Regions from separate parts of the Mus musculus genome. Here all the other regions are linked to region 2. Evidence: chromatin loops called from intact Hi-C (ENCODE). Cell type or tissue: left cerebral cortex. All regions are shown on one strand.

What was found. Hi-C counts contacts between places; a loop is a spot of excess contacts. Peaks named below come from ENCODE experiments on the same cell type or tissue, not always from the same donor. Only the 100,000 strongest peaks of a DNase experiment are listed, where the experiment ranks them.
Region 1: a loop joins it to region 2, with 2.9 times the contacts of the local background. A loop is called at or near these places in 4 of 42 quality-filtered maps.
Region 3: it touches region 2 in a loop (2.3-fold over the local background); 2 of 42 quality-filtered maps call a loop at or near these places.

The regions. Positions count from the first base shown.
Region 1 is chr3:146,765,173-146,773,172 of GRCm38, forward strand. All of the region lies in intron 1 of Prkacb (protein kinase, cAMP dependent, catalytic, beta), which reads right to left. Among named protein-coding and RNA genes, the nearest start is that of Prkacb, 44 kb to the right of the region's middle. In left cerebral cortex, a CTCF peak has its summit at 4,953 (motif pointing right); DNase peaks (open chromatin) are centred at 1,300, 1,724, 1,868, 2,769 and 6 more places; H3K4me3 peaks cover 4,778 bases; H3K27ac peaks cover 5,379 bases.
Region 2 is chr3:146,516,240-146,524,239 of GRCm38, forward strand. Rpf1 (ribosome production factor 1 homolog) reads right to left here and starts at 5,184. Exons shown (of 9, transcript NM_027371.3): 1 at 4,930-5,184; 2 at 3,148-3,204; 3 at 1,487-1,567. The coding sequence starts at 5,157. In left cerebral cortex, CTCF peaks have their summits at 2,885 and 4,202 (motif pointing left); DNase peaks (open chromatin) are centred at 2,939, 4,210, 4,539, 5,220 and 1 more place; H3K4me3 peaks cover 1,970 bases; H3K27ac peaks cover 1,556 bases.
Region 3 is chr3:146,911,947-146,919,946 of GRCm38, forward strand. It overlaps Ttll7 (tubulin tyrosine ligase-like family, member 7), which reads left to right. Exons shown (of 21, transcript NM_001357217.1): 9 at 1,284-1,442; 10 at 3,749-3,843. Among named protein-coding and RNA genes, the nearest start is that of Ttll7, 64 kb to the left of the region's middle. In left cerebral cortex, a CTCF peak has its summit at 3,075 (motif pointing left); DNase peaks (open chromatin) are centred at 3,073, 6,118 and 6,608.

The sequences.
Region 1 (8,000 bases), 250 kb after region 2:
CAGTGCTGTGGTTACAGGCTCATGAAGCCATGCTGAGCTTTTATGTGGGTCTTGGATCTTAGCTCAGGCCCTCATGCTTGCACACACTCTTTCTCATGGAGCCACCTCCCAGGCTATACACATTAAGTCTGATCTTACCCATTACCTTCATGAGGCTGGCTCTTTACCTCATTCATTTACTTTCCTACAATGAGCAGTATACACTCCCCTGATCTAATTCAGCTTGCCTGTTATCTTGCAAGCACCACATGAATTTTCTCATCATATTTCCTTATCATAATATTATGCTTCTTTTCTATTTTATTTTCAGCCCCTTTTTTCATCCCAGCCTTGTTCTTATTAAAAGATTCACTTTATTTATGAATGTGTATGCAAATGCCTATGTGTATGTGTGCATATACATGCACATAAGTGTGCTGGTGCCATGGATCTTTGGGAGTTGGAATTACAGACGATTGTATGCTGGCACTTGAATTCAGGTCCTTACGACTGAGCAGAAAAGGCTTATAACTGCTGAGCCATGTCTCCAGTCCCTTCAGGATTATTTCCTCTGTCTTATTTCATAGATTTTATGTTCACTCAAAACATTGAAGAATTAATTTAGATGCTATCTGTAGTTTTTTAAACACATATTTCTGAATATAAGTTCATTCTTTTCCTATTGAAGGCTGTGATTTTATCCTTTAATCATGTGTAACCCTTTTTATAGGCTCCACTTTCCTTTCTTTTCTTTTTTTGCTTATTTATCCACAAACAATGGGAAGGTTTTAAAATCTTTACACACGATCTAAAACAACATAGTGTATTTTTCTTTGGATCTCTCATTTTCTATATAGGTGCTATTAAAATTAAGTTCTGGATATTTTTCTCTGTATACGCATATGTATGTGTATTAATTAAATAATCCAGCAACTTTCAGAAATGTGGTTGTAGAGGTTGGGGAGATGTTCAGCAGTCAAGAGTCCTGGCTGCTCCTGCAGAGGACCCAGGCTCAGTTCTCAGCACCCACATGGAGGTTCACAAGCATCTGAAGCTCCATTTCCTGAGGGAGATCTGATGTCTGGTCGCTGTAGTCACATACATGCAAGCAGGCAAAACACTCAGACTCATTAACAACAACAAAGAAATGTGCAAGTGTCTAGGATCACAAGGAACTTGCTGGTATTGGTGCCAGCACAGCAAGGGAGAGCCCTGTTGTATCCAGAAAACAAAGGCCATCCTTTCAATTTGCCATGACCTAATGAATTCCTGGCTGTCCCAACAGGGCTAGGAGGAGCACAGAAGCAACAGGCAGTGTTGTCCTGCACTCATTTCCTCACAAGCTTCATCCCAGGAAATCAGTGAGGATGAAATGGTTGCTTCTCTTACTGGAAGGCAAGTAATCCAGAGCACAATCCGCTCTAGAACAGTCCTCATCGGACAGAGGTCCGTCCTCACTGGGGGCAAAAGCAGCGCTTTCAGTGTTCGGCTCATGTGTTCTCGGTCAGACAGAGGAGAGGGCGTGAACCAGCTGCTCACTCCTGCTTAGGTCCACACACTTCCGAGAACCATTACTTAGTGCTTTTTCTTCACACTGACGCTCAGTGAGCTGCACCAGGAAGCAGGCTCCCCGAGCAGCCTAGAATTTGTACATATCTGCAGTGTGTCACATGATGTTTCCATAAGTGGATGTCCTGTGTGATGTGCAAATCAGAGTGAGCGGATCTGTCTCCTCCTGCCTATTTTTGCAGTGAGATCATAAGAAATCTTCTTCCACTGAAACAACAGAATGCAAAATCATCCTCTCTAGTCACCCCACCGTGTACAGAAGACCCGCTCTTGCTCCCCTTATCAGCTGTAACAAAGGACCTGTTGACTGGTGTTTCTTCTCCACAGCTTGCTGGCTCCGGTTTTCCGAATAGGAATTGGTATGTGAACCAGGAGTGCACAGTAACTCAATGTGTCAGATGACTCAGCTCCATCTTACACAAACAGCACTGCAACCTGCTACATGCTGTGATGATAGAACACCAGGCACAGAGAAAATAATGAAATCACGTGGTCTCAGAAAGAAAAGTGGAGAAAGGTGTTTTAATTCCAGGCTCCTTCACCAGTGCCAGTGCTGGTCCTTGTCAAAGCTTAGCTCTTCCTTTGCCTCGGAAGGCAACAGCACCTATCGCTGTGCATGCTGTGCCATGTCGTCTAGTCGGAGGGCCGTATGGAACCCAGATGAATTTGGGGAGAACTCCTTTACAATGTTTTCACAAAACTTGCTTAACAAGAGAAAATCCTCACCAAATGAAAGCAACTTACAAGGGGGCAGCCAAGGCTCTTCTTCCATTTACAAGCAATCTTTCGATGCCAGAGAGGAAAGAGCAGATGAGAACAATTAAAGTCCTCAAGGGATAGCTTTCACTTAAGATCCAGAGACTCACAGGCAAATATATAATCCGCTTTTGTGCTTTGAAAGTATAGCAACATCACCTTCAGAGTTTGTAATGGAGATACTGAAAGCTATTATTGTTTGTGTGATTTCTACAAGGAATATAACTATGGGAGGTCATTACTCATACATGACGCACAGGTGGATCTCCCCTAACTTGCTAAGGAGCTTAATCTTTAGATTCCAGATTTGCAATTCCAGAATTGCAAGTTTCACACTGTATTAAGAAATGGACTTATTTCAATTTAAAACTCAGTATGAAAAGTCATCTGAAGAGGCAGAAACATGAAGCCAGTCAGTGTAAGGCCGCTGAAAAGAGACTGATGCCCAGTTCTAAAGGCCTTCCTAGTGTTATTGGGCCTAGAGAAAACTCCTGATGTACAGTCAATGGAACTAAATGAGCATATACACAACCAGGGTGACAAGTTACAAACAACCCTAGATTCTTGCTTTTCTTCTCATGCGGGTTATGGAGTCACTAAGAGAAGCGAGGACCAGAGATAAAGGGACAGATGTTAAGGGAGAAAGACGAAGCTGACTCTTGTAATGGATGTCTCAGGTAGTGACTGAGGCGTGGGCAGGAATGAGATCACTCAGACAATGCAGCGCTGAGAGGGCCAAGAGCAGATAGATTCTCACAGAAGAAGAACATAGAATTACCAGGAAGGAAAAAAGAAAGCTTTCCAGCAATTTCCACATAAACATAGCTGTATGCACCACATAGAGAAACTCATCATAATTTTAGACTCAGATAAAACGGCCCAATATTTGATTATTTTTATTAATGAAGCCACACTTATAATTTCCCATACTTTAAATGGCTAGAGCACTCAAGTCACAGCAGGAATGAATTTATTTAGGACTGAACCTCCTTGGAGAAGCCAATGTCTACTTGTTACCAGCACACGTGTGTGGTAGAAAGGGCTGTCGGGAGGCAACTATGACCAAGCACACAAACCTTTCCGCCATAGCTCAGGACGAGAAAGGAACAGCAGCGATGTCCCCCACTCAAACACCAGCTGGCCAGATCCAACAGCACCACTGTGGCTGGTAAAGATTCTAAGGCTATGTGCAAACTTTTAAAGGAAACATAGCTTTATCCAAATAAATGAATAGCATGATAACCAGCTTTCATATCTGCAGAATTCTAAGAAATGTCAACACATTGATTTCACACTATCAGCCCAAATTTCAAGGACTAAATCAGAAAATCTACTCTGGAAACAAGAACGTAATCGTCCAGGCAATTCTTCACATTTTCATGTAAGACAACTCCTTGTGTATCAAACGCCACTCTGTAACATGAAGGTAATTTTAGATTGCAGCAGGATAAAGAGCATTTCCTCCCTTTAATGAAGCCATCTCTACTTATGACGACAAGGTTCTTTGGCTTTGAATGCCTTCACTATACCATTAAAAAAACTTTCTGATCCAGAAGCCAATCCTACATGTCTTAGGCAAGAACCCTGTCATCACAGGGCCACATAATGCTCCCCCTATAAGGGACACCTGGACCAGCCCTTTCCGGCTCAGCAGAGATGCTAATGAGTGATGCTCTGAGCAAACACTCTCTCTGACAACAGTGTGTCTATTTTTAGCTGCAGGTTTGCTTGAAGTGAACAGCTCCTGCCCTATGGTAAGCTGCAGTACACACTATGGCAGATTTTCTCGGAAAAAAAAATAAAAATAAAAGCACTTTTGAACATCCTAAGAAAAATAAACAGTCATAGCAAAAGATAAATTTTTCACAAGCGATTTAGTTTCATAAATCATTTTCCCAAACTAATTTTAACAAAGCCTCCAAAGCCAAAACATACATATTTATTTCATCCTTAATTCACTATTTTAAACTACTTACAATTAAAAGCAACCCTCAAAAAAAAATCAATACAATTTTGGCAGCATCTTATTTTCAGAATTAGTATTTAAAAAATAGTGCCCAAAAGAACCTAACAAAAAATAGTATTTGGATGACAAAAGTAATTAAAGTTATGTTAAATATGGATATCTTGAACACCAAATACTAAAATAAAAACCTCCTTTGCAGTATATAGGTATTCTCCTTATCTTTACAATACAGAAAACAAGAGCAGTTCTAGTGAACAGAGATCAACCATAGAGACAATCAGAGCTGGCATGCTGGAGCTGTCAGCACTGGCTGTTTACAGCTCCTAATGGCTCTCCCGGGCTCTTTACAATAATGCCTACTTTAAAAGCATCAACACAAAGGTCATTACCACAGCTCTGGCTTTAATAACCTTGTCTACAAAATATTTTTCCTTGTACAACTAAATATTTTTTAAAAATATATAGTTGAAAAGTCTCCGAGACCAACTCACCATTCATGATGACAGGCAATGTCTCCAGAGCATATTGCTCAGAACAACAGCCCGACTGCAAAGGGAGTTATGCTAATCTCTGGAGGCAGCGATGGTGTAAACACATACGCTGGAGCAGGCAGCCGAAAACCAAGAGCTCTCTTTTGTTTTAAAAGAAAAGCCCCCAAAGCAACGCCCAAATGCCCAGTAGGAGGTACTACTAGATAAGAGAATAATGCCAAAGATGTTTTATGTAACGAGGTTTAGCTTTTTTTTCCCCAGCTAGCTATCCTAGCTTCCTTCATATACCTCCAGAATAACTCAAAATGGCAGAGAGAAAATGCAAACCAGGATGTATACGATATTCTCAATCCTATCAGCATGAGCTGTTACCACGGCAACATTAGACCAGCATTATCAGTTTCCTTCTAACCAAGAGGTAGCTTTCCTGAAGCTTTAACCAACTAAAGCAAATAAACTACCTTTTTATTTTAGGGTAGCGTGATGTCCACATTACGACATTCTCTCCATGTAAGCACTGAGCTACCCTCTTCCCACACCGCTCAAGCCTATCTTTAAATGCTGTTTGCTTCACATACTCACACAAGCCCATGTTGGATCCAGCGAGGAACGACAGCAGAGTGATTGCGCCTAAATGCCTTTCATTACAGCAGCTCCTACTGCTGCGGACCTCACGGAGACTCAAGTGCTGTGTGCTGTTGCTAGTGACTATTGGCGATGAATCTTATTGCCCAGATCGCTGACAGCTTTCATTTTTCACGAGCCAAAAGCTATACTGCGGCACAAATGTTAACTATTTAAACATTCTGTACCATGGGGTAATGTTATCTAAATCTTCTTTTATAAAGGAAAATCAGGGAATAGCACTTGTAAATTTCCATTAAATTCAGCATTGAGTATCTGATATTACCAAGATATTATTTTTAAAAGACCACACACAACAAATTTACTAGTAACCATTATCCAAGAGTGACATTCCTCTCATGATACAGTACTCTGAGGACAGACTGTACGGCAAGGTGGGTAGGCTGGGTGGCATGATGAGCAGGGTGTTCTAATCTCAGAGACCTCTGATTTGCAGCACTGGTAAGAGGAAGGGACTAGAGAACTGGGGCTGAGGCAGAACTTCAGCAGGTGAATCTGCACCTTTAAAGCTGCCAGAAAAGGCGGCACTTGTGATGAACAGTCAGTCAGCAAACCTCCCCAAGAAACAACAGAGCTGGACAGGGGTGCAGGAAAGGACCTGCACTGCTCTGGTACAGGCCCATTACAGACAAGCTGGGAAGCATTTTAGGAGGCAGTACTGGACTCTGGGTAAAAATACTCAAGTCTGAGGTGTTCTTGTCTGCTCAGATCCCTCCAGCTTGGTCTGGAAGGCTTAGCAGTGACACCATCAGAGACCCAAACTCTACACTGTAAAAAAAAAAAAAAAAAAAAAAAAAAAAAAGTGAAGTGGAAGGAATCAGGAATACTGCCCAGCTCCAGTAGCCGAATGTCCAAGCAGAGGCAGGCAGCACTGATGGTCTAGACAGAGCTTTAGCAAGGAAATGGCTGCACAGGGCATTATGAGCCCCATTTGAGATCCAAAATTTAAAACTGTTATGGACCAAATGTGTACTTCCTGATCACGTGGCCCACCAGCATGATTTCAGATAGCATACAACACTGAGTTCTGGGACTCAGGGTAACATCAAATCAGAATTGAGAGATGTGCAGCACATACCATGAAGGACATTCAATCTACAAACTGGACTAAAGATGCTGAACATGAAATGAAAACATAAGTCCTTGGAGGAAAAAGATTAAATAGAATACAGAGTTACTACAAATACCTTATTTTAAGCCCCTGATTTTTGTCCAAACATACATCATTCACGATGAGAATAACAAGCAGGAATGGCATTTATGTACAGCTAAAAAGTATTTGCAACTGGCTAGTGAAATGTTAGATGAAATAAAAGGGAACTGTTTAAGGACTTGATGAGAATGATACAGATGGAAATGTCAGTACAGAAAAGAAAAATATGAAAAAACAAAAAGTAGAGATCTGACAAATTAATAGAAAAACTTAAACTCACTCTAATACTAACACCCCATTTCAGAAGGAAAATGGCCCTAACCCTGTAAATGTGAGCTGAAGATAGATGAGTAACTATGAAGAACAAACTCCAAGGAAAGTACAAGTCTCACACAGGCATCCAATCTGAGGGCTCAACATACATCTAAGAGGAAACAAGAGGAAAGAGGAAACGTTTAAAAGAACAGTGACTGACAATGTCCTACTGAAAGAAGAGCCCCCAGTCTACAAGGCAGGTGAAGCTAGCAGTTAAGCTAATGCTAGCTGGGGCAAACACAAAGACACCTACACCTAGACACTTCAAATTCAAGTTACTGAACAATAAAGACAAAGGAAGAAATCTTAATTTGTAGCAAGAGAAAAACCAGTACTAATGTACAAAGGAAAAACAATTCAATTGAGTGCTAACTTCGCAAGTAGAACTAAGAGTGGCCAGAAGACAGTGAAATGATATTTTGAAATGCTAGAAGAAACAAGAAACAAAACTGCCCAGTAATAACTGTACATCCAGGAAAACGATCGCCCACAAACGTAAAATTCCAGGAGAAATTATAATAGAGAACATGTGTTTTAAGTACAAATGCACAGTGGAGTTTTCAGACGACAACGAAATGCCATTAAAGGGTAAGCTGACAGGAAGGGACAAAGAATACCAAAAAAGCAAACTAAAGAGGAAACATGTATGTGCACCTACATGCATATATACACATATAATGGTTATACACAGTCTTATATATGTGGCTGTGTATGTGGTGGTATCAAACCTTAAACTGCTAGGTAAGAGTTCAAAATGTACAGATGCAATATAGATGAAAATAATAATAATCAAATTTAGATAAGACATTTATTGGTTCAAAGAAGTTCTATTTAACTAGAGAATTATGTCAATCATATCCTAAAATAGATTGTTATCAGATAAAGTCATTAAAAACCAAAGGCACCTACTAAGAAAAATATTTTAACACAGCTATAACAGAATGGACCCTGCCCAAAAAACAAGCAACAACAGCTCTCACTGACTTCCACTTATGCACCTGAGTTCCTCCTTTCATGCCCAGTCAGTCAACGTGCTTATTGCAAGAGTGGTAACACAGCCCACATGAAGGTGCGTGATGAACACAACACTAGGGGATTAAGTCACACACAAGAGAAAACGATGCAG
Region 2 (8,000 bases):
TGAAGGTTCTCACACACACAAGGATATTTGAGATGTAAATGTTAATTACTACAGTGTAATCATCAGGAATGGTATGTAAACATATTAAATTATGGACTTATGAACATGCCAATTAAAATTTTTAATTGAAAAGACAAATAAATGATTAACAAATATTCCATTATAAAAATAACTGATTTAAATATAACAGTGAAAGCAGCTCATTTTCAAGCTTGTGGGATTTGCTGAGAATGATACTCAAAGGGAATTTTATGGCTCATAGTAAAGAAAATAAAAAATGAGCAAATAGATAAATGAAAAATAGAGGAAGCTCAATGAAAGTAGAAGGAAACAAGAGGGAGATAGAAATGAAACAAAATTCAGTAGAAAAGATAAAAGAAAAACTACTCTGAGAGAACACAAACTTAGACTGACGAAAAGCAAATGTTAGAATAAACACGGGCTTTCTTCAAACAGAGGCCGGCCTAGCTCCTCCTCCTCCCACTCTCCTTGCTACAGGATGATCTCTATTCGCACGATAAAACGACGAGGTTTTATTTTTAAAGGAGAAAAAATGTTAGGAATCATAAGGAGACATTACTATAATTTTAGTCATGAGTTCAAATCAACAACCCAAAACAACGTATAAAAATAATGAATATCATAACCAGAATAAGTTTATCCCAAGAATGCAAGATACTTATTTTCAACTAATTTTAGAGAACCCATAGATGCATTAAGGTAATATGTGGAACAAACACATACGCATCTCAGCATTTTCAGAAAAAGGGTTCTATGGTCATTCATGATGGATCCAAGCCTAAGTGTGATTTCTGTAAAGCATAAGAAAAACTGCTGACGACATCCACATCAAGGAGATGGTACCAGCAGGATTCTTATCAGGAACACTCAAGGACCCCTGCACTGCCTCTTCTAGTCACTCAACATTACAGCAGAAGTTCCAGTCAGAACAAAAGAAAAAATAAAGCAAGAAATAAATCTGTCTTTGGAGAAATAATTATCTAAAATGTAAAATGAAGCTAATATTTAGATAAACTACAAGAAGCCAGGTTAGGCAAGCTATGGTTAGAGGACCACTACCCTCGAATCAACGTTATGTTTACAAACTAGCAAACAAAGCGTTATGTTTACAAACTAGCAAACAAAGCCATCTTCAGAGACGCATGTGCCAGAGGGAAACTGAAGCAGGGCAGCAGGAGCAGCTCCAAGAAGACTTACGTAAAACCACTATGGAGAAGATACAAAATTTACTAAACCATATTTTTAATATTTAAGAAGACCTAAGTGAAGTAATGTATGCAGGTCCCCAGACTGCATCATCTGGTGCACTGCGTGCATTATCAGATGTTCTAGACAAATCCTAACGACAGAGACAGGGAAAGAGACAATGAGGAAGGGGAGAAGAGATATCTACATCTTGCGACCACCACGACGTCAAACAGCAACACACCAAGGGTGATCATTCACATTTGGTTTCTGACATTACCTCTTCATCATTGGGGTCTACTGTGGTCTCGTCGTAAACGCGCTGGTTGTCAATGGTCTTGGGAACAGGCTTTGGTGGAGCCTAAGTAAGAGGGGAAACACCGAGTGTTAGAAGCAGTTTATATTAACAACTTCACATTCCTGTGGGGAAACAAGACATTCTTCAAATAACCTCAGAACAACCTGTCCTTATTTCCATCCACAACCACTGTTACTAAATCCTAGGAATAGAGTGGGGGCAATGACACTACCCCTTAACAATCTGAGAAGACATACGTGGTAAATACAGAATGAAGTGACTTAAAACTAAGACAGGAATCACAAAAATTATCCCTGTCTAAAATAATATCTAACAGTAAAGGGAGTCAGCAGAATGGAAATAAAAAAAGTTTAGTTAGTTGCAAATCCAGGTGACTGTTTCTGTACTTCCCGCGATCTCCTCAGAAACGTGGCAAGTCTATCCAGCGACCCAGTAATTCTGTTTGGGGTTAATTTATGGAAAGAAATAAATTGTCTATGTGGTGGCCATTTGTAATGGAAACAAACATCAAGATAACACCCTGCATACCACATGACCAGATAATGCAGAATTATCATGCCGCCGAGTTTATGGTATCAACATACTTGCAAGGAGTACAGCAGAACTAGGAGAACACACAGATGCCACACAGTGACCTGAAGGAACGGTGAACTGAGGTGCTACTCAGGATGGGCGATGTGGATGTGTGTAAGGTGTGCAGTTGTGGAAGTTGGTTCTCTCCTTCCACCCAGTGGGCTCTAGAATTACACTCAGCTGGCCAAGCTTGGCAGCAAGTGCCTTTACCTTACCGAGTTCTCTTGCTGACTCTTATGTAATCTTTAAAGATAATTCCAGGAAGTCATCTTTCAGTCCAAAATCTGACTTTTTGTGTTCAGTTAGGCAGGGTGTGGTATATACCAGCTGAAAGCCTACATACACCCCAACCCAGGGCCAGCGATGTGTTAAAGGCCGGCCTGCACATGAATTTGCTGCAATCCGATGATAAGATTATATGATGTATTAGAATGCTGAAGGTCAAAATAATCTAATATTGATGACTTTAGATGTTTTAAACTGATCCTATTTGGACAGTGCATGAAAAGTAGTATGCTTAGTCTGTACACAGCCTGAATATGTTTATCTTTCTCAGAAATCCTATTCTCACTTGGTATTTATAGGTGGTAAAGGGGAGGAGAACCATAGGCTTTAAAAATCTTACACGCTAAATTATGAATTAAGCATATTTGTAAAAATTTTAAAAAACGAAAACTTTCGTCTTGTAACAATGCAGGAATATTTAGTAGTTCTTTTAGCTTCAAGTCACAAGAGTTAAACCCCAAGCCTAAAGTGGGAGTTCCCAGTTCCAACAGCAGGGAGAGCTTTCCCTGCCTCCTGAGCACACCGCGCTTACCACCTGCACACAAAGCACCTAGGAAGGCACAGCTCAGGGAAGTCCAGCAACTCCATCTGAGCGAGCTACTGAGAATAGGGGACGAGTTGTCACCACTATTTGCTAAGTTGGGTACAGAGTACAAAGGGATTTAGTACATTATTTTTATACATCTGAAATGTCTTAGAAGAAACCAACACAGTATCAGGAAATACTTCATAAGACAAAATACAAGGCTATAAACCTTACTTACCTTATCGCCAAGAGCCTCTCTCTCCTTTTTAAGTTTTTTCTTAGCTGCCAACTTTTCCTTTGAGATAAAAGCAAACAATATTGAGAAACCAGTAGTTATTTCATAAACTCATACTGAAACTACAAGTCAGCTCTGAGAAATTACTATAACCTTTTAAAATAAGCACATGAAACTTTTTAAAGGTCTGCTTAGATAGCCCAGGCTTGCTTCTGACTGACCATCCTCCTGCCTCAGACTCCTTAGTGTTTTAGATTACAGGTGCATACTCCCACTCACAACTAGACTTATCGATTTTTCTTTAATAGCTAAAATATTGAACTACAAATGGGCAGGCTAATCAAGAAGATTCATTTGACAAAGAGCTTGCTCTTTGTTTTGCTTCCATCAAATCAACATTAAGTCTGAACATTTAAACTTTCAGTAACTTTAATTTTTTACTATAATACTTCCAATTAATTAAACGTATGAATGAACAAGTACATTTTCCCCTAGTGGATGCGTTCTAAAGATTATGGGTATAATGGTTACTTCTCTTGAAAAGCACTGAAAATAGACAGAAATGGGAGATGAGTTCTCAGGACATTTCCAATAAGGTCACCACTAGTTATTCTTATAGGTTATAACCAAAACTACCTATTAAGGTCAATAGGAAGTTGCAAACATGTTCAGTTGTTACTTAGTATACACTATAATCTCCTGAATCTAGACAAAATGTCTGACACATTCTGTAGTGCCTACTGATCTTCAGTCCAAAAAAAAAAGGCTTTTAGGACATTCCTCCCTCAAAATTGCAAATCAAGCCCGGCGGTGGTGACGCACGCCTTTAATCCCAGCACTTGGGAGGCAAAGGCAGGCAGATTTCTGAGTTCGAGGTCTGGTCTACAAAGTGAGTTCCAGGACAGCCAGGGCTACACAGAGAAACCCTGTCTTGAAAAAAACAAAAAAACAAAAACCAAAAAACCTCCACAACTGACTGTTCTTCCACAAGTCCTCAGTTCATTCCCAGCAACCACATGGTGGCTCACAAACATCTGTAATGGGATCTGATGCCCTCTTCTGGTGTGTCTGAAGACAGCTACAGTGCACTCATATAAATAAATCTTTAAAAAATAAATAAATAAATAAAAAGAACTCCAGTAGCGACCTAGCACTTACGAAAAGATCCAGCCAAGGTCCTCCAGTAAGAGAACACAAATATAAAATCATGTGTTAGTTGCTGTGTATGCTGTAATAGGGAATTTTTAAAATTGTAATTTAGACACAAATGAGCCTCATGATCCTGGGCAAGGCTTACTTACAAGTCTGTCTAGTTTTCAGTGCGAGCACAAGGCGGAAGAGAGCAAACACAGCTATGACAGACACTTCACAGTGCTGAAACTTCACCAATGGTTCCTTGAAAGAGTCTGGGGCCACGTTTAGGACCTGGAGTTTACCACCAACGCTAGGCAGGCGGGATGCGCAAAGGCAGGGGGCGGACCCTCTGCCATCTCCGGCCAGAGGCTGGATCGTCGGTTCCAAATCCCTCGGCTTCCCAGAGAGTGCAACCCACGGAGCAGGCAAGGGCCGGATTCCCCTACGCCAAGCTCATCCGGCAAAAGGCTGACGCTGGGGACCCCGTAGCCAAGCGAGGGGCTGGGGGCGCGCCTCCGGCCCCGCCCCTTCAACCCCGCGCGCCCCCGGCCCCGCCCCTTCAACCCCGCGCGCGCACGTCGCCCCCCCCCCAGCCCCGCGCGCTCCCGGCCCCGCCCCTGCGCTCGTGCCCCGCCAACCCCGCGCGCGTACCTTCCGCTGCTGCTGTTTCCACCGCGTGAACATCAAGTGTCGCCGCTGCTTGTTCTTAATCTCCGAGATACTGAAGCCCGGGGGGAAGGCGGCCGCTTTCGCGGGCTGCACCCCGCTCTCCGCCGTCCCATCGCTCGCGGCCGCAGCCTCTTGAGGCTCTTCAGCGGCAGCTTTCCTCTTCAAGCCTCGCTTGCCGCCACCAACACTTTTCTCGCCGGCCTTCGCCATGTTGTTTACGGCTGTACGGAAACGGAAGTGCTCTCTGTCTTTGACCCGGGTCATACGGTTTTACTTCCGGGGCCGCCAAGTTCCGGAACTAGCGCTTTGCTTTATGGATTAGCTATGTAAGAAAGTGCCAAGGCTGGACGCTGGTGGTGGCGCACGCCTTTAATCCCAGCACTAGGGAGGCAGAGACGGGCGGATTTCTGAGTTCGAGGCCAGCCTGGTCTACAGCCTGAGATCCAGGACAGCCAGGGCTACACAGAGAAACCCTGTCTCGAACTCCCCTCCCCCCAAGAAAGAAAGAAAGTGTCAAAATTCAGAGTTCGTTCCCGACTGTACATTATTTCTAATAGAACAATTTCTAAACAGAACAAGATTAAAAAGAGAGCAAAGAAGCATCACACTTCCAACGTTCTCACTGGTCTCAGACTTAATGCTTATGCAGCAATGCAGGAAAATCCTTTCATCTGAGATAAACTGATAACGCCTACCAGACAATGGAAACGGCCAGCTGCGAGGCCCCTTAGCAGCAGCAAACTAGTCTACCACTCAAACACCACAGACACCAGAAGTCAGACGAAAATTTAGGAGAGAAGAAGAGGCTTGAAGTTGAATAGATTCTGTGAGGGTTTTGTAAAGACGCTGTGTTTTGTGTAAGATGTAGTCCTCTTGGTGGATTTTGAGGGAGAAAATGATCAGGCATTTTGCTTTATTTTTAAGGCGCTACGGCCCTGACTCAGGCTTTGTAGATGCTAAGTGAGTGGTTGTCATAAAGCTGAATTTACAGTCTCCTTGATTTACACATAAAAAACAATACTCATAATAATTATTTAAGGGGACTGGGAAGATGGCTCAGTGATTAAGAGTACTGACTGATCTTCCAGAGATCCTGAGCTTAATTCCCAGCATCCACATGGTGGCTCACAACCATCTGTAATGGGATCTGATGCTTTCTTCTGGTGTATCTGAAGACAGCTACAATGTATTCATATACATTAAATAATTCTTTTTTTTTTTTTTTTTTTTTTTTTTTTGGTTTTTCAAGACAGGGTTTCTCTGTGTAGCTCTGGCTGTCCTGGCACTCACTTTGTAGACCAGGCTGGCCTCGGACTCAGAAATCCGCCTGCCTCTGCCTCCCGAGTGCTGGGATTAAAGGCGTGCGCCACCACGCCCGGCTACATTAAATAATTCTTAAAAGTTATTTATTATTATTTAAGAAGAAACTAAGGGAAGATGGGTGGAGTGAGAAATGTTAATGAATTGAACAAAGGTAGTATTCGCACAGCTCTCACCTTAGAGAAAAATGAGACAGTTTATTCTGGAGCCAAATATGAGTGGCCTGGAAACATAGGTTCAGGCATCCCAAAATTCCCTTTTCCAAGGTAGAAGCAGGTTCCTAAAGCCTTTTTTATAGTCATAGAACAAAAACTCGTAAACCAAGACACTTTCCAAGTCTGTTGTTGGAGCCACTAAGTAGGCAGTTACTTCATAGTGAGAAATCTCAGCTACAGGTCTCCAGTCACCACGGAGCTGAAACCAATCCTATTGGTTAGTGATGTAACTGTTGTTAAGTTGTAGCAGAACATAATTTATGTTTGTGGCAATGCTGGTGTAAATCCACCATGATGACAGTCATATAAAATTACAACATTACGATTATGATACTATTCATTCCTTGACAACACTAAAAACAACAACAACAACAACAAACCTTGTATGTTAACTGGCAGATGTAATAGTGCTGGCTTAAATATTTGCTTTCCTACACTTTTAATTTTTAGATTGTATTCCCATTTCCATTTTTGTTTCTGTAAAACAGTGTGCCATGTTACACCTGTACAACTCATATGTCTCCTGTTTTATCATATCTCTTGATTAAATCAAAATACCATGCTGAGTGATTACCATATGCCACCAATATTTGTGTAAGTACACACTATGCTGTGTACACATTGATAAAATTGTGTAGTTAAAACATTCCCCAGAATGTATATATATCCATTACCAAGTAGTCCTAGTACTTGGAAATCCATCAATGAGAATATATTTTCTCTAAGATTTAACCTATACATTGTGATCAGACAAGAGACACAAACATTTTAAATGTAAGGTAATAAACAATAATATTTAGTTTATGCTAATTATCTCGGGTCTTAGAATACTCTTAAAAGTTATTGAAAACTTTATGTGGTTATAACTGTCAAAACAAGCAAAAATGTAAATTAGGGCTTATAATGCTTGCATATATTTACGTATAGTAGCAATAAAATCATTATTTAAGAATTTATATACATTATGAAAATGACTGCATTTTGTAGCACAAAAAACAATTGCAAAGAGTCATATTGTTTTATGGACTTTTAGCTGGATTAAAGCTATTTTTGCGTAGAGTCTTTATTGATAGGAAATCTTTGTTGAAATACATGAAGAAAATCTAGCCTTAATTTTGCAACTAGTTGAGAAAGGAATATCTAAGAGATATTTCAGACAATTATTGATATTTGGTACTGCATCAAAAATTGGCAAGTGGCAAGCTTTTTAAAGGTAACTTGTCATGACAGCTGGGTATAGTGAAGCCCAACTTTAATCCCAGAACTTGGGAGGCAGAGATGGGTGGGTCCCTGTGAATTCAAGGCCCGTCTGATCTATACAGTGAGTTCCAGGCTACCCAGTGATATATAGTAGTACTCTGTCTCTAAAACACCCTAAAATTCCATAAATTATATCAATGACCTTTTAATAGTCTGTTACATACATTAAAATGTATTGCTCTTGCCTTTTACCTATGTGTGCTATGTAGCTGCATTTACTGATCATTTGAAAGATATTGGTTAACTGTATCTTTCAAA
Region 3 (8,000 bases), 400 kb after region 2:
CAGAAGGTGTAGCCCAGATTAAAGGTGTGTTCCACCACACCTTTAATCCCAGATGAAAGGAGTAGCCCAGATTAAAGGTGTGTTCCTTAAACTCGGAGATTCAATCTTCTGGAATCCATAGCCACTATGGCTCAAGATCTTCAAACCAAGATCCAGATAAGGATCTCCAAGCCTCCAGATAAGGGTCACTGGTGAGCCTTCCAATTCCGGATTGTAGTTCATTCCAAATATTGTCAAGTTGACAACCAGGAATAGCCACTACAGGTGCATACTGTGATGTCTGACCCAGAGAGTCAAGGTCTTTGCTGTCGTTCTCAGACAGAAGGAGTTAAGAAGCCAATGTAAGCAGAAGCCAGGAAAATCACTTGCTTTCCCTAGTCCATGGTGTGGTTCCTCTTGGAAAAAATACTTGTTTTTATTTTATGTGTATGAGTATTTTGCCTGAACGTGTGTGTGTGTGTGTGTGTGTGTGTGTGTGTGTGTGTGTGTGTGTGAGAGAGAGAGAGAGAGAGAGAGAGAGAGAGAGTATGTATGTATACTGTATGTGGCTGGTGCCTGTGGAGGATGAAAGAGAGCATTGGATCCCCTGGACCTGGAGTTAGATGATTGTGAGCTGCTGTGTGCTTTCTGGGAACTGATAGCTGGGATGTATTCTGTTCTCAGGGAAACCTTTATGGAGTACAAGCCAGTGCCATGAATAAAGGCTATTTGGGGAATGCTGCACCCTCCCTCAAATTTTTCTTCCTTGTAATTCTTCTCCATTTGTACAGAACTAGCTTATGCTCCCTTTTCTTCTTCTTTGTTTATAAATGCTTTTGAGCATCTCCAATGCCAGGTCCTATTATAGACACTGGGATGGTTAAAAAAAAAAAGAAGTACAAGTGTCTTGTTCAAACAGATAGAAAAGCATCCATTGGTTGCATGCCCTAGGTAGTTAGTAGGATGCATTTCAAGCATGCCTGTGCTTCAAAGATGGTTGTGGAAGTCCTGTCTGGGATGGCATGGGAATCTAAGGGAAGATGCTCCAGGAAGATGGAACAGCACAGAGCCTCAGTGGGAAGAAGTGCCACCAACTAGAGAGACTCAGAGAGTGTGGCAGAGAGATAGGTGGGCAAAGAGCAGAGCTGGGGTTGGGGAATGAGGGCAGAGCAGGATTGGGGGGGGGGGCGGTGCCAAAGAGCGCCATGAAGCCACCAAGGATGCTAGTTTTCCCTAGGTCATTTTTAAAAATGAAACTATGTCCAAAAAAAGCATGCCGATGCCTTTTATCACAATCTCAACAGGAGTTGGTGGTAAAGACTCTGATTGTGGCAGAACCTCACGTCCTGCACGCCTACCGGATGTGCAGACCCGGTCAGCCCCCCGGGAGCGAAAGTGTCTGCTTCGAAGTCCTGGGGTTCGACATCTTGTTGGATAGAAAGCTCAAGCCATGGCTTCTGGAGGTAAGGGGTTCTCTAAGAAATGTCAAAATAAATCAAGCCGTCACAGTCCTTATATGTGTTTAAAACCCATCTGTCATATGTGTACTTGGCACAGGTGTCCCCAGCTTGCTGGCTGGAATGAGGCCTGAATGGAGTATGTGGAAGGGAGTGAATGAAAATTCCAGGGCCAGAACATTCCCAAGGCTGATAGGATTTTCTATCGAATCTCCACTTTACCGTAGAGTGGGCTTGTTGACGCTGAGTTATTGGCTGCTTGGACAGTGGATCTTGTATCTCCTCTGGGTGGGCACTGCCTCTGGCCCCCATCTTTACTGTGTCTTTAAGTACTCCATGGAGAGAGAGGGTTCTGTTGATTCACTCTTCAGTACCCAGTACTTAACACTGCAGGGGACATACATCCTCCCTCACAGCCATCTGATATTTCTGAAAACCGAGTGTCTTTGGGTTTGCTGCCTGTACCCTCTTGTCATTATTAATTTTATTATAAAATGTCACTTAACATATGGAACCATGTACAGAATATACAAACAATCTCTGTTTATGTCCTGCCCAGTCACGTTTATATCTATCTGTGTTACTCCCGAGGCACCTTAGGATCTTTCTTTGTCCAGTTGACCCCCATCCAGATGTTCTCTCTGGGACCCCCAATCTGGCTTCACAGAAGGAGCCTGCCTTCTTGGGGCTACTCCATACTGTTTGTAGCCATCTGTCAGGGAAGCAGCACATATTTGAACTGTGTTTCCAGAAGGAGTTATATTTTAAGGAACCTACTGCCACAGAAGCTAGAATCAACCATGGCCTTTCCTTCCAGAGGTTTGTCCCCCTCTTAGGGTAGCTGTTTGACGTAAGAAATTGCATCATAGTCTCCAGGTTTTTGTAAGCAACCTGAATGAGTGCTATGTGAGATTGTGATTCAAACCGTATTTTGAAGGAAAGTACACATTTTGAATTGGAGTGAGGGAGAGACAGAGAGAAGTATATTCATATATTCTGGGCAAATAGCCTGTGTTGTATGTTCAAGGACATTCATTTTTCTGCTAGCTGGAATTTTAGTCCAGCTTGGACCCTAATAATGAGACCTGTCTGAGTCATTTCGGCTCCTCTGTATCTGCCATTCCTGAATGGAAGAGTCCTTGACTGTGTCTTAGGAAGGGCTGGATTTTTGTTCCCAAGATTGAACACGTTGACCCTGGGACTCATTCCCTGACTATTGCCGACTTTTCCTCTGCGCCTGTCCTGGTCATTTATCCTTGATGGCTAGAAGAACGAAGGCACTCTTATGCTTCACAAAGGAGGAAATGAAAGGATTTCTGGAATAAGAACTTTATAAAATGTGACATAACCTTGGTAAAAAGCCTTTGCCCATAGGAGCTTTGAGTTAGCTAGGTTACAGCTTACTGAACAGCTGGACTCTACAGACTTTTTAAACCTCCTCATAAACATATTTTTACTCCTTATCCTTCATTGTTTATACCTTACTCAGCTCAGAATAGTTAATAACAAAAACCCCGTAGCATTGCTGTCTGTGAGTATAGCGCACGTTTAGATTCTTAAGTGTGCAGTTTGAGAGCTTGCTGCCAATTGACAACGCTGTGGGTCTCACCCGCAGCGTTCAAGACCTTCTGGCGCCACCGTGTGGAGTAAAGTGGAGGGCGTGTCTGAGGAGGAGAACTTCTAGCTGCGTAGAATCTGGGCAATGATCGGCAAACTTAAGACATTTCCAAGCACTGAGAACATTTTCAGGATGGAAAATTGTGTCCAGTGTGTTTTTAGGAATGTTTTCCTAGGGATTGACCCGATCCTTGCAGAAGGGTAGTGCTTCACTATTGAGTTAGGTAGAGAGAAACTAAATTTATATTTTAGGAAGCAATAGAATTCATCAGGAAGATCTTGGGTGGTGAACCGAGGGAGCTGGTGGTTCCTGCATCCTAAGCATACACACATGTGTTGCTATTACTATGTTGGTAATCTCTCTATTATGGGTCTTCCCAACTTACAAGGTAAGTTGCATTTAACTTTCCTAAGACTTGATGGGAAGAGTCAGTGGTTGAAGAGAGTGGTCAGCTTAATGCTGGCAATTAACACTAAGCCTGTGGGTGGAAAAGTAGATGTTTGCTTATGGTTTTCTATAGTTCTTTTCCCTAGGGTAATGGAAAGACAGGTATGGCGGTGAGGTCCAGAGCATCTTCCATAGAGAGCTCAGAGATTCATGACTGGAAATCCCACATACATTTATGAAACACAACTGGATTAGGTGTTGATCTCCAACGTTCAACCGAGCTTATTGTTTTCTCTGTAATTTTCAGATTAATCGAGCCCCAAGCTTTGGAACTGATCAGAAAATCGATTATGATGTTAAAAGGGGGGTTCTGCTAAACGCGCTGAAGCTGCTGAACATCAGGTGAGACATCTTCCCACTCGCCGGGGTCATCCAAACATTAGGTGAAGCTTTCTCCTGCTTGCTAGGGTACCCCAAACATTGGGTGAGCCTTTCCCCCACTTGTGGAACTCCCTCAAACACCAGATGACCCTCTTCCTTGCTTGCTGTGGTTCCCCCAAACATTGGGTGAGCATTATCCGACTCTCTGGGGTCCCTCAAGTACAAGGTGAGCTTTCTCCACATTCACTGGGTCCCACACACATCAGGTGAGTCTTTGCCCCACTGGCTGGGGCTCACCACCTTTGGTACAGATAAGTCACTCATGTGAGAAACTGACTTTGCACTGTGAATCTCTTATATTTTGTATTTTTCATTTCGGCTTTCTTCATGCTATCCTGCAAACCTACGGTGTTTTAAGACACCTTTTCATCTCCCTGTGTCCACTGCGTTTGCTGCCCCACACAGCCCTATGCACCTGTGGTAACTGCATTAAATCACAGTCTTTACCATCAAGTACAAGGTTGGCGTGGTGTTGGTGTGGTAGGAGACCCTCTGACTTACCTTCCTTCTCCTTGGAGAAAAGTTACACACCAGAGCCACTTGGGAAACCTTATAACGGATTTCTGCCTTCATGGGTCTTTCCTCTCTGTCTGGCTTCCATAAAAAGAGAAAAGATGTCATTGCTTCTGAGATGAGCTGGCAGACAGTAGGAAGAAAGATCTGAGGGGAGACATGCCGGGGCAGGGGCGAGCCGCCTGGAGGGCGCAGGGCCATGGAGCCCGGTATTTGTTATGCTATCACACAGGAACGGCTTTGACCCATTCTGATAGGGATTGACTAGAGGAGGCAGGAGGATTGCGGGTTTGAAGCCAGCTTTGGATACACACAGCAAACCTGTGTCCTCAAGGGAAAATGAAAAGAGAGAGAGAGGAAGCTATCTAACCTAGCTGCTCTGTGCTGTGTGCCCGACTGTTGCCTTGGGAAACACAGCTCATGGCACCCGAGACTACAGGGCCCTGAAGATGGACCAGTGATTTTACGCCTTTTTTTTTTTTTTTAAATCAATGATGTCTTGAAAGGTTATGGAATACATTAAGGAATCCTTTTATTTAAAGTATTTGCTAGCAGTTAGCAGTTGCTATTGAGACCTAGTTTTATCTGGGAAAGCAAGACGAGAAAATGACATGACGTCTGGCACCTGGCTTCTGTTGCGGGGCAGAAGGTGCACGTACCTGCATTGTACCCTGTCCGTGACTTTAGATTATGTCAGCGATGCTTTCTACGTGAAATTTTCAAATGTAACAGCGCCACATGTTCAACCCACGGGTGTCCCTGGTGCATCTTTAGCTTTACAAAGGATGATACTGACTCAGAAGTTATCTGTGGATATTCTCGGTCATTTCAGAGGTCAGATCATTTAAGGGGCAAGACATTGCTAACGCTATGAGCATGGAGGTTCTTCCATGCATACCTTCTTGTTCTCCACAGGACGCAACACAGGTTTTAATACTTAGAGCACTCGCGTGCTGCACACCTGGCTTCCCTCTTCCGTGGAGGGCACCACGGCACACGGCACGTGTGTTTCTGAGCTGGTTTTGTGCTGAGCACATCATAGTGACTTAAATCAGGAACCATGGGGACTTCTTGCCTTGTACTCAGTGTTACAGACTTCATTCTCACCCAGGCAGAGCTGCTGTATGACTCCAGAGTGCTCCGTTTTCCCACCTAACTGCCAGAGGGAGCTTTTCTCTCCTTAAGTAATTTGTCTTTCTTCTTAGGAACCCCAAATGGGGTATTGTTAAATACCAGGGCTAAGCTTCTGTGACGAAACTTTATATATAGCTCCTGTATCTTAATCCTTCCCTATGTTCTCCAAGCCGTGCTAGGCTGAAGGTTTTCTCATTATTTTCTCCACATCTCCTGCCCATTCTTGCTCATGGTTTGTCCGCTCCCTACTCGAGGCGGATGCTTTTCCTTGCTGTTTGGAACACAGAGCATCCTCCACTATAAATAACAATCTTTATTTTGACTTGAGTTAATCCTCCCCTCCCTTTCAGAGTCTGCATTGTGCAAGGCTTGTCACATCGTTTCTTCCTCTCTGCTCTGCTCTGTGCTGTCTCTCCTGGGCCTGGTTAACTTCTAATTTGATGCATTCTCCTCACAGTTAGAGCTTTCTCAGATCTTGCTACAGTCGTCTCCCTATGACACGCCTCCATCTCTATCTCCAAGTCCACTCTTCAGCCTGTGTGTTTTTATCTTAAGGAAATTCAGAAGAGCCCGTAGCTCAGGCTGTCGAAGTAGAAGCTCAGGCAGAGGGCGTGGGAACTCACACACTATTTTGAAGCACGAGGCTTGTGATCTTCAGAGAGAACAGGTGTTACGTGAGCCCTGCTCAGGCCCCATGTGTGGAACCAATGAGAACCAATGAGAAACTCCTTCCTCCTGCAATCAGAGAAGACTGAGCTGTGCTATGCTCAAGTTCTCGCACAAAGGTTTTCATCCCCTGGGAGTCTTCTACCACAGTCGTAAAGACTGAGTCCAGAGAGGACAACCACAGTCTCACGAGCCCCCCAGGTCTGAAATATTTGTGAATTAGATTAGGTTAAATGAAATGCTCGTCTTTTCACTTAGGACTAGTTCATGGGCTATAGGTCTGAGCGTTTAATACTATGCTGCTCCCGAGTCGGTCCTCCATGCCTCTCTGGCATTTGTCTGCTGTTCCAGTGTTGATTCCCTGTGCCTCTCTGGCACTTGGCCAGGCTCACTGAGTTTGGCTTTGCACATTCCGCCCTCTCACCTCCTGTTCACTGCTTCCCACCCCCTGCTGTGTCTCATGTCTCTTTCCATTGTGTCAGTTTCACTCATTCTTGTGAATGAATGAGTCCACAAACCGGGTACGTATGAAGTGACAAACAGATCGAGATGGGTTCTGTTGGCTCGGGTCCCGTCTGGAGCTCAGATCCTGCATTTATCATTGTCCACCAACGGTGAATGCTGCTGACGGTGATTGCTGCGTTTTTTTTTTTCCATTTTTATTAGGTATTTAGCTCATTTACATTTCCAATGCTATACCAAAAGTCCCCCATACCCACCCACCCCCACTCCCCTACCCACCCACTCCCCCTTTTTGGCCCTGGCGTTCCCCTGTACTGGGGCATACAAAGTTTACCTGTCCAATGGGCCTCTCTTTCCAGTGATGGCCGATTAGGCCATCTTTTGTTACATATGCAGCTAGAGTCAAGAGCTCCGGGGTACTGGTTAGTTCATAATGTTGTTCCACCTATAGGGTTGCAGATCCCTTTAGCTCCTTGGGTATTTTCTCTAGCTCCTCCATTGGGAGCCCTGTGATCCATCCATTAGCTGACTGTGAGCATCCACTTCTGTGTTTGCTAGGCCCCGGCATAGTCTCACAAGAGATAGCTACATCTGGGTCCTTTCAATAAAATCTTGCTAGGGTATGCAATGGTGTCAGCGTTTGGATGCTGATTATGGGGTGGATCCCTGGATATGGCAGTCTCTACATGGTCCATCCTTTCATCTCAGCTCCAAACTTTATCTCTGTAACTCCTTCCATGGGTGTTTTGTTCCCAATTCTAAGGAGGGGCACAGTGTCCACACTTCAGTCTTCATTCTTCTTGAGTTTCATGTGTTTAGCAAATTGTACCTTATATCTTGGGCATCCTAGGTTTGGGGCTAATATCCACTTATCAGTGAGTACATATTGTGTGAGTTTCTTTGTGAATGTGTTACCTCACTCAGGATGATGCCCTCCAGGTCCATCCATTTGGCTAGGAATTTCATAAATTCATTCTTTTTAATAGCTGAGTAGTACTCCATTGTGTAGATGTACCACATTTTCTGTATCCATTCCTCTGTTGAGGGGCATCTGGGTTCTTTCCAGCTTCTGGCTATTATAAATAAGGCTGCTATGAACATAGTGGAGCATGTGTCCTTCTTACCAGTTGGGGCATCTTCTGGATAAATGCCCAGGAGAGGTATTGCTGGATCCTCCGGTAGTACTATGTCCAATTTTCTGAGGAACCGCCAGACTGATTTCCAGAGTGGTTGTACAAGCCTGCAATCCCACCAACAATGGAGGAGTGTTCCTCTTTCTCCACATCCACGCCAGCATCTGCTGTCACCTGAATTTTTGATCTTAGCCATTCTGACTGGTGTGA